2 separate regions of the Homo sapiens genome follow, and region 2 is linked to region 1. Evidence: read pairs that join two places in POLR2A ChIA-PET (ENCODE). Cell type or tissue: Panc1. All regions are shown on one strand.

The links. ChIA-PET counts read pairs that join two places held together with the same protein. Peaks named below come from ENCODE experiments on the same cell type or tissue, not always from the same donor. Only the 100,000 strongest peaks of a DNase experiment are listed, where the experiment ranks them.
Region 2: POLR2A ChIA-PET joins it to region 1 with 5 read pairs; 3 of 35 experiments call an interaction of 5 or more read pairs at or near these places.

What each region holds. Positions count from the first base shown.
Region 1 is chr17:72,383,787-72,386,286 of GRCh38, forward strand. No RefSeq gene overlaps it. Among named protein-coding and RNA genes, the nearest start is that of LINC02003, 42 kb to the left of the region's middle. In Panc1, no CTCF peak of the experiment used is centred here; no DNase peak of the experiment used is centred here; H3K27ac peaks cover 417 bases.
Region 2 is chr17:72,193,732-72,196,231 of GRCh38, forward strand. No RefSeq gene overlaps it. Among named protein-coding and RNA genes, the nearest start is that of SOX9, 74 kb to the left of the region's middle. In Panc1, no CTCF peak of the experiment used is centred here; no DNase peak of the experiment used is centred here.

The DNA.
Region 1 (2,500 bases):
GCTGTTCAGATTTGGCTTATGGGCTATATTTTACCAACCCCTGGCGTAGATCATGAAGACAACAGAATGATATAATGGTTCAAGGATATGGGCTTTGAAGTCAGGCAAACCCAGTTCCAATCTCTGTCCAAGACTTATTACTGCTGTCATCTTGGGCAAGTCACTTAACTCAATCAAGCTCAATTTCCTCATCTGTAAAATAGGATAATAATGCCTGCCTCACCAGGTTACTGTGATGATTAAATGATCTAATGAATGTAAAGTGCTTGACACTCAATAAATGCTGGCTGTTAATCATTCTCATTATGAGGAGAATTAAGTAGAATTGAGGGGAGGTAATTTTGAGCCTTTCACTGTTAGTTACTGCTATTGTTACTGGAAAGCTCCTGCACACCTGAGTAATGAGGGCTGGCAGTGTCTTTCTGTGCAAAAATTTATTTCCTACAATTTAATATTCCACAGATTCACTGCATGCTATTAAGTCAGTGGTTGCATATTAGAATCATCTGAGAACCTTTTTTTTTTTTTTTTTTTGAGACGGAGTCTCGCTCTGTCGCCCAGGCTGGAGTGCAGTGGCACGATCGGCTGTCTGCAAGCTCCGCCTCCCGGGTTCAGGCCATTCTTCTGCCTCAGCCTCCCGAGCAGCTGGGACCACAGGCACACGCCACCACACCCAGCTAATTTTTTGTATTTTTAGTAGAGACAGGGTTTCGCCGTGCTAGCCAGGATGGTCTCGATCTCCTGACCTCGTGATCCGCCCACCTCTGCCTCCCAAAGTGCTGGGATTACAGGCTTGAGCCACCATGCCTGGCCCATCTGAGAAGTTTTTAAATCTCCTTGCCCAGGCTGCAACCTAGACCAATCAAACCAGAAGCTCTGCGAGTAAGACACCGCCAGGCATCACTATAGTTTAAAACTCCCTGGATGATTCCAGTGTGAAGCCTAAGTGGAGAACCACTGGGCTACGTAGCTGAAAAGAACAGGGGAGAGTCCTTTTGTTCCTTACTACTCAAGAGGGCGTCCAGGGACCAGCACCATCAGCATCGCCTGGGAGCTTGTGAGACGTGCCGAATGTCAGGCCCCCCACCCTAGACCTGCTGAATGTGAATCTGCCTTTTGACAGAATCCCCAGGGACTGGGGTGCATATCTAGTTTGAGGAATATAGCTGTTCCACAGGCACCCGAACTTGGCTCATGAGCAGAATAACATGCAAAGTTTTAAAAATTACTAGACTTCAGGCCAGGCACAGTGGCTCACATCTGTAATCCTGGCATTCTGGGAGGCCAAGGCAGGCGGATCACTTGAGCCCAGGAGTTCAAGACCATCCTGAGCAATATGGCGAAATCTGGTCTGTAAAAAAAAAAAAAAAAAATTTAATTAGCCAGGTGTAGTGGCACCTGCCTGTAGTCCCAGCTACTGAGGAGGCTGAGGTGGGAGGATCGCTAGAGGCCAAGAAGTTGAGGCTGCAGTGAGCCATGATCACGCCACTGCACTCCAGCCTGGGCAACAGAGCAAGATGCTATCTCAAAAAATAAGACAAAAGAAAAAGTAAAATAAAATAATTTCTAGACTTCATCACCAACTCACTGAATCAAAATCATTGTTGGGTAGCCCAGGGATTGGTACTTTTCCCCAACGTTTTATTTGAAAAATTTCAGACATACAGAAATGTTGTACCCACATACTTACCACCCAGATCCTGTGATTGTCAAGATTTTGCTACATGTACTTTATCACAAATCTATGCGTTTATCCTCCGTTTATCTATCCATCAATCCAACTCATTTTTTCAACGCATGTCAAAGTAAATTGCAGGCATTAGGACACTTCATCTCTAAACACTTCAGTGTGCACATCATTAATTTTTAACAAGGTCTGTAATTGATTCCTGGGCTGTGAACCCAACATCCTACCTTGGGCATTCAGGAGTTATTAATCTAGTGACAATCTCTCTGTCCTGAGGGGACAGTAGCTAAGACATTAGAGAACAGTCACTCACCACTGTCTGTATTCTATCTCTTAGTATTTAGTTAACAATGGCATTAAGTGTCTTTAGCCATGTCTCCTAAACCTTCCCTGGTGTTTTTCCTCCAAAGAAATATCTCCAGGCAAAACACTCTACAGTCTTTCCATGTTCCCTTTGTAGAGACTAAGCTGAGTCTCCCACTGTAGTTATCAATTCTGCAGCCAACAGCCTTAAAGGGGCCTGAGAGACAGGATGCTATATCATCTTTGCTTCTGAATTTTGGCATATCATCGGTCAGGGTGCAGCAATTTCACCTACACATCTGGCTTTCCCTCCGTCTTGGGTTTTCTTTTGACAAGCACCTGTCTAATACAAAAATCCAAGCCCTGTCAGGGCTGATGTGAACTCTAATAAGAGATATTTTTCTGGCTAGGTCAACCCAAAAAGGAGGCTGGCCCTAGGACACAAGGCAGGATCACTCATTGTGATCAACAATTCAAGATCTTTTGAGAAAGAGGCTGACCATTCCACTA
Region 2 (2,500 bases), 190 kb before region 1:
CCCCTTTTTCTTTTACAGAGATGGAAACTCAGCTTAGTAAAGGGCAGAAGGAGGATACAAACCTGGAACCTCCAGCTCCAGATCCTTCGATCCTCCCCTGCAGAGGGAATTTAACTGTACTTGAGAATGGATAACGCTTTACTGACATGGGGAAATGAAGCCTTCTAGGCACAAAGATGAGGTCAACAAAGGCAAGGGGCAAAACAGTGGAGGATGTTTTCTTTTAAGATTTGTGTGTGTGTGTGTGATGGAGTTTCCCTCTTGTTGCCCAGGTTGGAATGCAATGGGGCAATCTTGGCTCACCACAACTTCTGCCTCTCAGGTTCAAGCGATTCTCCTGACTCAGCCTCCCGGGTAGCTGGGATTATAGGCGCCTGCCACCACGCCCGGCTAATTTTTTTATTTTTAGTAGAGACAGGGTTTCACTATGTTGACCAGGCTGGGTCTCGAACTCCTAGCCTCAAGTGATCCGCCCACCTTGGCCTCCCAAAGTGCTGGGATTACAAGCATGAGCCACCGCGCCTGGTCTTCTTTTAAGAATTTTTTAAAATTGTTTTGCAGCCGAGCTCTGTGATTCGCACCTGTAATCCCATACTTTGGGAAGCCAAGGCGGGTGGATCGCTTGTGCCCAGGATTTTGAGACCAGCCAAGGCAACATGGTGAAACCCCATCTCCACAAAAAATACAACAATTAGCAGGGTGTAGTAGTGTACCCCTGTAATCCCAGCTATTTGGGAGGCTATGGTAGGAGATTGCTTGAGCCCAGGAAGTTGAGGCTGCAGTGAGCCATGATTGTGCCACTGTATTCAGCCTGGGCAACAAAGCAAGACCCTGTCTCAAAACAAATAAATAAATTGCTTTGCCTCAGCACATTGTAAATTTTTTTTTTTTTTTTAGACGGAGTTTCGCTCTTGTTGCACAGCTGGAGTGCAATGGTGCGATCTCGACTCACCACAACCTCTGCCTCCTGGGTTCAAGCGATTCTCCTGCCTCAGCCTCCTGAGTAGCTGGGATTACAGGCATGTGCCACCACGCCCCACTAATTTTGTATTTTTAGTAGAGACAGGGTTTCTCCATGTTGGTCAGGCTGGTCTCGAACTCCCATCCTCAGGTAATCCGACTGTCCCGGCCTCCCAAAGTGCTGGGATTACAGGCATGAGCCACCACGCCCGGCAGCACGTTGTAAATTTAACTATTCATTCCGTTATGTTGTTAGTCCACAGTTATGGCAGAAATTGTTTAAATATATCTATAGAGAGAGAGAGAGAGATAGATATGTATATGTATTATAGCACTTCCTGTTCCTTCCAGCAATTCCAAAGCAATGCTTAACTCTAGAATTCATGAAGAAAACACCACATCCTGAGCCAGCCAGCCTGTCTGGTAACTCCATGGAGACTTCAGAGCTGCCTTATGATCTCTCTCATCTCCTTCTAGAGTTGTTTTATTCCTTTACATATACAAATACTATATGCAAGCATCATATATATTACTCCATAACTTCCTTTTCCCTTAGAACATAGAAAAATGCTGGAAATATCTTTCCATGTCAGGAAATAAGTGTGTATTGTTTTTGAATGGTTGCCTAGTATTCCATTGTATTGATATTATTGGACACTGATACTGTTTTCATTTTTTAGTCATTGCAAATGATGCTGTAATGAATCTTCTTCTGCACATATCTTTGTGCAGATGTTTGATCATTTCCTTAAGATAAATTCCTGGAAGTGGAATAACTTGGTCCAAACACACCATGAAGGTTTTTTATATGGTTTGGCTGTGTCCCCACCCAAATCTCATCTTTAATTGTAGCTCCCATAATTCCCACATGTTGTGGGAGGGACCCAATGGGAGGTAATTGAATCATGAGGGTGGTTTCCCCCATACTGTTCTCGTGGGAGTAAATAAGTCTCACGAGGTCTGATGGTTTTATAAGAGGAAACCCCTTTCACTTGGGTCTCATTTCTCTCTTGTCTACCACCATGTAATATGTGCCTTTCACCTTCCACCATGATTGTGAAGCCTACCCAACCACATGGAAATGTGAGTCCATTAAACCTCTTTTTCTTTATAAATTACCCAGTCTCAGGTATGTCTTTATCAGCAGTGTAAAAATTGACTAATACAGTTTTCAATGTATTTCACCAAAGGATGTGCCTTTTTTTTTCTTTTTTTTGAGACAGAGTTTCATTCTTTCTTCCAGGCTGGACTGCAATGCATGATTTCGACTCACTCACTGCAACCTCCACCCCCCAGGTTCAAGTGATTCTCCTGCCTCAGCCTCCCGAGTAACTGGGATTATAGGCACCTGCCACCATGCCCGGCTAATTTTTGTACTTTTAGTGGAGACGGGGTTTCGCCATTTTGGCCAGGCTGGTCTTGAACTCAGGTGATCCACCTGCCTCACCCTCCCAAAGTGCTAGGATTACAGGCGTGAGCCACTGCGTCCGGCTAGGATGTCCCTTTTAATAGTCCCAGCTACAGAAAGCTCAGTCAAAGG